Regions from separate parts of the Homo sapiens genome. Here all the other regions are linked to region 3. A link is a contact called in ENCODE Hi-C or POLR2A ChIA-PET data. All regions are on one chromosome and are shown on one strand. The core of a region is the stretch at or near the end of the contact, and the rest is flanking DNA. Distances in the headings are between cores, read along the strand shown. Region 1 holds the start of RALGPS2 (Ral GEF with PH domain and SH3 binding motif 2). Region 2 holds the start of KIFAP3 (kinesin associated protein 3). Region 3 holds the start of RABGAP1L (RAB GTPase activating protein 1 like).

Region 1 (3,397 bases), core at 173-2,672, 4.6 Mb before region 3:
GGGGAAAAAAAATCCAGGGAGCATAAACGATAAAGCTCAATTAACTGCTGCTTGTGTGATTCCACTTTATGGTCTTAAATACACAGTAGGCATTAGATATTTCTTTTGGGGTTTTTTTTTTTTAACAGAAATTTAGTATTTCAATTGCCCCTCCTCCACAGCTAACATCAGTGCCCTTTCTTCCTCCTCCCTTACCCCTCCCAACTCAAACAAATTAACATTTGTACTAGGTACCTCCTATCAGCTCGCAGCTTCTTCCCAAACACGCCCACGTACACTGAAACTGGCTTGCGTCTACACAACACACAGCTACAGGAAAAGAGCTTCGAGGGGGGAGCTGGGGCGGGGGGTTAATAATTCGCTCCGCACAGGTTTACGGCTATTTTCCAGAAACTAGTTCCTCGCTCGTGGCTCGCGTTTCTTCCAAATCACCTCAAAAGCACGGTGTTTATGAGCCTACCTAATCCGATACTGCAATGGAATTCCGGATATTTGCAGACAGATCTCCCGGCTTTGCAAGTGTTTGATGAGATACGTTCGGAATCTCCTTTTTTTTCTAGAGCCCGGTTCCAGGCCGTAGAGCAAGCCGACCTGGGGCTGCGGCCCCTGCCCCACACCCGGCCCGCGCGCCCGGCCCGAGGCCAGCACAGGACGCAGCCCCTCCGGGGCCGGGGCTGGCGGGGGCCGCTCGGGCTGCGGGCCGCTCTGCAACAGGTCACCCTGACCGCGACTCCGCGGGTTCGCGGGCGGCCAACTCTGCGGCCAGGCTTCTGGGCGCAGCCGCCAGGGCCAGGGGAGGGGGTGTGGCCCGGCTTCTGCTGGTCCTGGCTCCGAGGTCCGGGATCGGGCTCACCTGAAGGAAGACTGAGGCGCCGCTGGGCGCCAGAACAGAGCGGGCGGAGGCTGGGGGCTTCCGCCACCCAAGAGGGAGAGCGAGGCGGGTTCAAGGGGTCGCAGCGCCCCCGGCTTCAGGACGGCGCCCCCGAGCGGGGACCCCACGGCCGCTCCGACTCTGAGAACCCGCGGCCGAGGGAGGCGCGCCGCCCAGCGCCCTTCTCCCTCAGCCTCAGCCCCAGCTCCGCAGCCCCCTCCCTGCGCGCAGGGCGAGCAGCCCCGGGGCCCGCGGCCGGGAGAGCCACACTCCGCAGCGCCGCCGCCGCCATTCCCCGCGCCGCCCGGGGGGCGCCGCGTACCCACCCTCCCTCCCTCCCTCCCCCGCACCGCCCCGCGGCCTGAGCCCACCGACCTGTGCAGCCGCGGCCGTCGCCTCAGAGGACGGAAAGACGATGCCGGCCTCACGCTTCACCGCCACGGCCGCCGCCGCCTAGAGTAGCACTCGTCGACCCGAACAGTCACCGTCTCTCATTCAGCGCCCGCAGCAGCCGCCGCCGCCGCCGCCGCTGCCGCTCGGGGGAGGAGAGTGAGCTGGAACCACCCCGTCCGCGCCAGGGGTGGGGGACGAGAGCGGACCTGGCGGGGGCGCGCGCCAAGCGGGCGGGGCGGAGCCGCGCGCGCGCGCGCACCAACGGAGCGCGCTCGCGGGGGCTCTGAGAGCTGCAGCCGTCAGGGTCTTAACCTCGCGCTTCCCGCCCGCAGCTTTTCGGCCCCGCGGAGCCCAACTGCCGCCGGTGATCGGTGCCCGCAGCGCGCGCAGCCATCCGCAACCCCACCGCCCGGCGCCTGCTGAAAGGAGGGGCTCCCACCGGCCAAACAACGGGGGGGGGAAGGGGTAGGAGGATGGACAGGTGGGGCGTCCGCCACCGCCTGGCCACCCGCTCCCGGAACGCGGCCCTCTGTGAAATCCGCCGTGATGTCTGTGGCCTTCAGCGCCGGGCTCTTCACCTTTAAGGCCAGAGAACAAAGTCTGGAAGCACTTGGCCCCAAGATCAAATATCCAGCCCACGCCAGCGGTGTTTTTAGAAGTCACTGAGGACAAATGAGGGGGCTCCCAATGTGGAGAGTCACCCCACTGTCTTAGATAAGGTCATAAATTATGGTGATCAACATCCTCACACATTAAGATTCGGGAAGTGTTAGAAGTAGGCCTTTGTAAGATGTTACGCAGGGTACTACCCTTGACTTAAGGAGCAAATGACAGAAATTGGGCGGAAAGGTGTTGTTTCAGAGTCTACTAAATGGGTGGCCTACTTAAAGCTAGCACCATTTGATGCAGTGTGACTGTTAACGGAAGGTTTTAAGTGAGCCGCCTTTGTATCTGCTGTCATTAGACCATTTGGAAATGGATAATTATTTGATGATCTGCAGTTCTTTCTCTAGGCAATGTGCAGTAGAATGTGGAAAGAATACTATGTACCAGCATTAAGTGTAAAACATGAAAGGACCAATAATTCACTATTCCCATTTGGTTTCTTTCTTCCCTTTAATAACCGCTAAACAGAACTGATTAATCTTGAACGTTGAAGATTGCTAATTATTTCCTCCTTTGATTGCCTTCTGTCATAGCCCTTTTACTCTAGTTGGGGACGCTAGAATGCCCTTCAACCTCCTTCTCTCAAATAGGGTTACTTTAAAGCACCCCAACGCAAAGTTAAGTCAAAAAGAAAAACAGCGAGGATAGGCAACAAAGTTCGTAGTGTTTCATTTTTATTCCATTTTACTTTCAAAGAAAGTCTTGAATCATGACGAAATCACTAGAAGAAGTAGAGCAATCAAAAGAAGAAAAAAAGCGTTCCCCCCCACCCAATATTTCAAATGACAAGAGTCCAAAAAAGAAAAGAAAAAGGAAGATGATTGGTAAAAAGGAGGGAAGTGCATTATGTATACAGAAAGTTTTCGCATAGATGTTAGTTGCTTCAAGTCCCAAATAAACAACAACTAAATGAATTAGCACTTGGAGGAAAAACCCCTTCCAGTTATTGAGTTGGGTAAATGTTTAGTCTTCTTAAAGTGTTACTAAGAGATTAAGGAAAATGTCGTTGGCTATATGCCAACAATAATACATGCAACATACATACCATTATCACACATAATTAACTGCTCTTAAGAAATATGAAAACTGAGGAACGGAACTCTTATGTTGTTAAATGTCATACAATTACTTGAAACTTGAATTAGGGTTTCATAGATATAAATGAGGCAGGGTCCCTACATCTGCCAATAATTTTCACAGCTTATTGTAAAAGCAGTGAAGTTTTCACTTGGACTTTGAAAAGAAAAAAACATATGACTCATGAGCAAGGCCATGGATACACTAAATTCTTATGCCTACTGAATTTGAGTTTGAATAATTACCCCAAATCTGTTTCTCACATTGATAACTTATAAAACAATACTTTTATTAACCTTAAGAGTTGTGTTAAGTTCAAATTTGTGAACTTGGTAAGATTAAGAATTTGTATATAGGCCGGGCGTGGTGGCTCACACTTGTAATCCCAAC
Region 2 (3,081 bases), core at 117-2,616, 4.1 Mb after region 3:
TTAATGTATATTTTGGTCTTCCAATTTTACGTATTGTGAAGATTTTAAAGTAATCTAGCCTGCTATATTACCATTAAAGGTGTTATAAATGATAATTTGTAAAATTTTACATTAGTTTGCAGAATTAATATTTAGAAAAACAAAAAATAGGAAGTCCAATGAGGAAGGAATTGCAGTACTCTAGGTATAAAGTGATTAGACTATTGGTAGAAGTAAGAATGTAGAAAAAAACTGGACTACCTGAATATCTTGAAGGAAGAAAAGATAGAATTTTGTAACACTTTAGTAAGAGGGCATGATACAGAGGAAGGAGTCAAAATTAGCTGCAAATTTTCTTCCCTTTCAGAATGAAAGAATGACTATAACATCTACAGAAATAGTGTAGCTGGTGTGAATGGGTGGGAAGATAAAAATATATTTTGTTGGGTAAGGACTGTATTTCTATATTTAATATACCATGCAGTGCCTTAACATGGTGTTTTACACATAACGGATAATCAATAATTGCATCAATGTACTACATTTGAAAAAAGCAGCAGAGCAACTACGTGCACGTCTCAAAGCAACTGGGAAAACAGGACTAGAAGACAGTGAATAAGTGACAAGATTATAGGTGAGCAGGGGGAGTAGAGGTGCTTTCTTTGCATCCCTAGAGCCTGGTTTGGTGTTTGGCACACAGCCAGCCCTCAATTCACATTTACCAAATAAATGAACCTATATCATTTGCATAGACATAATAGCTGAACCCATGGGAATAGATCTTAAACCAGAGAACATGCAGTTAAAAAAGAACCCTTCTTTCCTATGCCCTGCACTGCTAACAATTGCCTGCCTCAGAAGAAGCAATTCTAAACATACCTTGAGTTCAGGATAATTGGTGGAGTTGGAATTTCAGGAACTGTTTTTTGTTGCTGTTGTTTGTTTGTTTGTTTGTTTGTTTTGGTTGGGGGAGGTGTATTCTAGATTTAAGACATCAAAGTGACAGACTTGCCGCCTTCAAAGTTATATCCATTTTGTACAACGGTCAGATTATCTCCATAAGTTAGAGCTTGTAAGTGCAATCAGGGCCATTCAGGCCCCCAAATAGAAACCTCCCTTATTAGCTGGACTGCTGTATAGCATTCGCTAACTAAAAGGTTATCGGATTCCCCTCTCTCCTTTCAAGCTGACCTGACAGCCCTTTCTATTCCCATCCTCAAGGGGGCGGTGACTACGGAGCCACTCCTTATACACGGACGCTCAAAACTGCACCAAAACTTCCCTGCTCGGCTCCCCGGTGCGTCAAACTCTGAGGCCACCGCCTCAGACTGAGCCTGCGCATACAAGAGGTGCAGAGCAAGCGCATGCGTCGTGACGGCCCGGCTTAGGCGACTCTGGGCGGGTCTGGGCCGCTCCAGTGTTTTGGGGCACAGAAGCTGTGGGAGGAGCTGGAGGCTTCACCGTGGTAACCACAGCGCCGCTGCTGCCCCGCCTTGCAGGCCTCAGGACTGTCATCGCCTCTGGGTGTGAGGGTACTTTGGCCACCGTCCCCGGAAATAACCGCGCCTGCCTCTCAAGATACCCCATCCTCTCCACGCCGCTGCCGCTGCCGCCATGCAAGGGGAGGACGCCAGATACCTCAAAAGGTGACGACTCCCCAAGGCTCTGTCCTACCCTCCTTGCCAGGGCCCTGAAGATGTTCTTGGGTTGGCTGTGAGATGTCACTGGGCAACGCTAGTTTAGCAGACGGGATGGGAAGCAGGGAGAGAAGTCACCGAAAGGAGAGGGAAAAGGTGAAGTGGAGAAAAAAGGAGAGCTCTGGGGGGGTTTCAAAGTCCTTTGACCTGACTCGGCGGAGCCCTGACAGCATTGAAAGATGGTTTCTTCGCTACATCACCTTATTCCAGGGGGAGAGGGAGGTAGGGCAAGGTAAACCGCGTCTTTTGTTTTTTTTTTCGCCTCTTCCCAGACTCTCCATTTTCCCATAATAGATAAATCCCATGAGAGCCTGGGAATAAAGTCTGGTGCATCCGCCCTCAGGCCTCAGTTTGGGGTTCATTGCCATGGGCTTTTGAAATGATGAAGGGGAAAGAAGTGGTGGATTCTACTTTTTGGAAGGCTGAATTGAGATGTTGATTTCCAGTCTCTTTCTGCTTTCCGCATCCATGTCATCCATTTGACTCCCATGTATACAACATAATTTTTGTAGGACATTTAGTAATTATTAAGAGGTTTGTTCAGAAGTTTGATGACAATAAAATAGGCCATAATTTCTTTTAAATATAGTATCAGTTACTCAAAAAAATTGTAGTCTGTTGGGATTATTTGGGTGCTGGCAAATACTCAGATCATTCCTGATTTGGAAAAAAAAAAAGATACCTCCCACTGAACCAAGAGTAAGCAGTGATCCAATAGAAAAAAATTTTAATTCAGTACTGATTCAGTAAATACCCTGGAAAAGTCGCATGTATTCCTTTGGGCACGGTTTCCTCATCTGAAAATGGGACAGGCGTTACCTTCTGAGAGATACAAGGACGAAAGATGAAATACTTTTAAAAAATGAAACATGAATGTAAGGTGGTGGTATTATTTCAAGTCATAATACACTTGCAGTGAATATTTTTATTCTGGCTTGGCTGAGCTCTCATCATCACAGAAAGATCTTCCAAGTGTTAGTAGACTCATAGAAGGGATTCAAACAATTGTATAATAAATAAATCAACTCTATTGTCCTGGCAAGACAGGCATATATTGACTGTCTTTTTTATTTTATGTAAATATATCTGAAACTGGCAAATAGCCAGACTTTGTCAGTAAAAATTTTTAAATGAATATATAAGCCTACATCAGTGTTTATTTCCTCACTGAATTTTACTTAACGTTGGTTTTTAAAATACCTTGGTTAAAAATTTTGTGACAGAAGAAAATAAATTGCCTTTTAACTTTAAATTCAAAATTGTTCTGGAACAAAGAGCCGCTGTTATACCATTAGCTGATTTTCATGTAATATATTTGTGTCAGAGGTAGTTTTTCTTAACATTATCGTACCAGTATGGACACTGAGGCATACTGTGACTTATAATTCTCAACCTATTGTTTGCT
Region 3 (3,347 bases), core at 367-2,866:
CATAATATCAGCGCATTTATTGAACTGATTTAGTATAGACACCAGTCTAACTCAAAGTCTAGAGCTAACCCCTCAGGCAGGTGTACATTTAATACAATTTGATGATAATGTATACATAAAGTTCAACTAGTCTTTCTCCTTAGAAATCTCATTGTCAATTTCATAAGGGACGCTCTACTGAGAAAATGAATCACAGGCCAGTTTTCTAGTACTAGGAGCTTGTGAACCAGTATTTTCCATGAACAAAATCCACTTCCAATGTGATCACAAAAAGCAAACTTCACATCCGTATCTTCTGACATCATAACTAATGGATATTCTACGGAAGATGCCAAATATAAACACTACTGTAAGAAAAGTCAGAAGGTTTTCATGAAACTGTGTTTTCAGAATTTTAACAAGCAACTACTTACCTCCCACTATGCACGAGGAAATTTAAATGTATTAAAAATCCCTAAACCCCTCCAGTGCCAAAAATAAAGGCCTTAAAATCATTTTCCAAACTGCGCTGAAATCTGTCAGGCAAGCAAAAGTTCTCCTTACCATTAGTGTAATAAGGCTGGCATTTCAGTTTACTTGCATGAAACCAATTTTGCAAGTGACCACCCAAGTTTTGGTACATATTCTAATATAACCCTATCTGAGAGATCCAAGGACCTGGACACACTGCCTAGTATCTGAAACCCGTCAGTTCAGCTCCCATGCACCCGGCCACCTCCCGCTAGCCGGTGGCCCCTTTCCACATGCTGACGCACTGCCCAGCCCTGTACCGTTGGCGACCAGTGCAAAGTACTAGCCCAGTCTCAGAAACTTTGACTCAGTTATCAGGACACTGAGCACTCACAAGGTGGGTGGGGGTTGGGGGGAGGTGTTTGTCATGGCTCAGGAGGTCAACTTTGAAGCGGGGCATTCCCTACAGGTAGGGATCTGCCCGGAACGCATCCCATCCCAAACTGCAAAACCACAAGCATCAACAGCAGGAGCCGAGCAAAGTGCTCGGCGGAGGAAGAGGAAGGGCGAGGGAGAGAAATGGTCGAGTACAGAAGCCTGCGTGTGGGTAAGAAAATACCCTAACCACTCGCCCACCGGACGCAGGGCGGCTGGGACTGCGAATCCAGCAGCAGCCACAGCGTAGCAGCGGGCGGCAGCCGCCGAGGCAGCAATGTCAGGAGGGCACAGCTGGAGGAGGCGGCCGCCAAAGCCACTACCCCACCCCCAGGTAAGGGCGCCGACCCCGCCCGCCCTATCCGCGAGGAGCGGCCACCTGGGAGAACTGCGGTGTCCGGGAGGCGGCCGACAGTCCTGAACCCGCCCCCTACCCTCCTTACCGCGGTCCTCCCGCATCCCAGTCCTCGGCTGGGGCCCCATCTCGACCCTCCCCAGGCTCAGCCCGACGCCAACACACCCAGGCAGCCTCGGCCCGCGGATCCGGGCCGCCGGGCCGCCCTCGTGTCCCTAGGAGGCCGTCCTCGCCTCACCTCTTCACGTCTCCGCGGGCGCTGCCGAGACAACAACTCCTTCAGGCGCCCGCGTTCCACCCTCCACCTCGCGCTCTGAAGCCGGGCCGGTCCCGTTCGCTCCGCCACCGCTGGAGCCCGAGGAGGGCGGAGGGAACTGAGAGGGGAGGGGAGAAGGGCCGCCTGGCAGGAAGAGGCGAGGGAGGGGGCGGGCCGAGAAGGAGGGGAGGAGGCGGTGGCGGCGGGTCGGAAGCGCGCTCGTCCAGGCCCCTCTGCGCGGCGTGCGCGCTCCTGATGTCGGAGGCGCCCACTCTGCCGGGCGGCGGCGGCGCACACGCGCGTGCACGTCGCTGCGTGGCCGCGGTTGCGCCGGGAGCGGAGGAGTGAGGTCCTGACAGAACCAGAGCTGTTAGAGCAGGGACGCGCGAAAGGCGGGAGTACGGGCGGCGCTGGAGAACCTCCGCGGCGGAGGGGCCTGGGGGTGGGACCGCGCCCGCGAGCCCGCCCTGACCGGGGTGCGTTCTACTGGCAGTTGCTGAGTTCGGAAGATTAACTCTGAATGTGGAGAGATTATTTTCTTGCTCGTAAACCTGGTTTACATATTTTCATTCTTAATGCTCAGTAATCTTAAGGAAAGTCACCTGAAAGAATACTTTTTCACCAAGTACTCTTCTGCGCCTGTTTGAAGGTGTCTGTGTGCTTGTGAAGCGCTCCCTTGTTAGTTCCTTCTGTGAGACTCGGGGGAGACTGAAGAGGGAAATCACCTGCGGGGAATGAACAGGAAAGCAATAAGTAAGCACCATTACGTATTATATGAAGAAAATGTGCCCTCATTTGCACCTTTTTATCCTTTGGGGTAAAAGATGTTGAGGTACAAACTAGGTAGAGGTAGAATAAACCAACGCTTTTTCGCTACGAAGATTGTACTGATCCTTGAATTGTGGACATCCTTCTTCTAGATCCTGCAACCAGAAATGACCTGTAAATTTTCCGAATCTCCTTAGCACTTTGTTCTGTAGTTTTGTGGCACCTAACATGTCAGGCTTATCCAGGTTGCCCTGTGCAGCATTTTATCCCACTAGACAACCGCTGTGAACCTGTATCATTCATTTGTATCTTACACTGTGCACCCTGCCTAACTCATAGGAAGCACTCAATGAATGTGATTGCATGGATAAGTGAATATAGTGTCCAGTGATTGCAGCCATAGAATGACTTTAGTTTAAATATCTCCCTTCTATCCCACTTCAATTCCCCTGCCCTCATTTTCCCACCCATATTTAAAAGCTACTCTGAGAAACGTGACATTTGTCCAAAGGGCCCTCCCTGACAAATTCCTTCCCCCCACACCCCCGCTTTTCCTGATGTTAATGTCTATAGATGCTGAGACATATCAAGAGTGTTGTAACTATTTTTTTGTTTCCCCTACCTTCTGGGCTGCTTCCCTTATTAACTTCTGTATCTCAGGAGCCTACCTAGCCCTGGGCCTGACAATAAATGCTGAAAGTTTTTATTATATTTAATAAAGTTAGGGTTAGAATAACATAAATCATCTGTTGATTTCCTGAGATGTACAGGAACTATTAATAAATCTGCCAACCAGTAAGTACTAAGCCTCTACTAAATAAAGTACTAGTAAATTTACACTGCGCGCCATGAGGAAATCAACAGTTGACAAAGCCGCAGTTTCTGCCTTCAGGTATCTTCTAACTGGAGTGAAGCTTTTTGACAAAAAAGGACAATGGATGTGGTAATTATGGGCATTCAATAGGTAACTTAGCTAAAAAAGAATTTAAAAAAAAAATGGCAAGTCCAAAACAAGTTTAGTGTTCCCCAAATTCAGTTCCATATGTCTTTGAAAGCAATAGTGGACACCACTGGCCACTGCGA

What was found. Hi-C counts contacts between places; a loop is a spot of excess contacts on that map. ChIA-PET counts read pairs that join two places held with the same protein, here RNA polymerase II (POLR2A). Pooled maps may share reads with other maps.
Region 1: a map of CD4-positive, alpha-beta T cell shows a loop between it and region 3 (13-fold over the local background). The contact joins the promoter of RALGPS2 here to the promoter of RABGAP1L in region 3. A Hi-C loop is called at or near these places in 2 of 168 maps with a recorded cell type or tissue (CD4-positive, alpha-beta T cell and naive thymus-derived CD4-positive, alpha-beta T cell) and 10 of 50 pooled maps.
Region 2: a loop to region 3 is called in a map of naive thymus-derived CD4-positive, alpha-beta T cell, with 20 times the contacts of the local background. The contact joins the promoter of KIFAP3 here to the promoter of RABGAP1L in region 3. A Hi-C loop is called at or near these places in 1 of 168 maps with a recorded cell type or tissue (naive thymus-derived CD4-positive, alpha-beta T cell), 1 of 37 single-sample maps with no recorded cell type and 7 of 50 pooled maps. POLR2A ChIA-PET finds 5 or more read pairs at or near these places in 1 of 52 experiments (PC-9).

The regions. Positions count from the first base shown.
Region 1 is chr1:178,723,269-178,726,665 of GRCh38, reverse strand. RALGPS2 (Ral GEF with PH domain and SH3 binding motif 2) reads right to left here and starts at 1,422. Exons shown (of 20, transcript NM_152663.5): 1 at 1,247-1,422. It overlaps RALGPS2-AS1 (RALGPS2 antisense RNA 1), which reads left to right and starts at 382. Exons shown (of 1, transcript NR_187252.1): 1 at 382-3,397. RefSeq lists silencers at 613-842, 1,043-1,162, 1,423-1,592, 1,494-1,648 and an enhancer at 483-1,072.
Region 2 is chr1:170,072,980-170,076,060 of GRCh38, reverse strand. KIFAP3 (kinesin associated protein 3) reads left to right here and starts at 1,366. Exons shown (of 20, transcript NM_014970.4): 1 at 1,366-1,625. The coding sequence starts at 1,594. RefSeq lists enhancers at 1,138-1,437, 1,498-1,557.
Region 3 is chr1:174,157,789-174,161,135 of GRCh38, reverse strand. It overlaps RABGAP1L (RAB GTPase activating protein 1 like), which reads right to left and starts at 1,616. Exons shown (of 26, transcript NM_001366446.1): 1 at 1,479-1,616. RABGAP1L-DT (RABGAP1L divergent transcript) reads left to right here and starts at 1,849. Exons shown (of 4, transcript NR_121197.1): 1 at 1,849-1,972; 2 at 2,146-2,249. RefSeq lists silencers at 1,211-1,390, 1,511-1,910.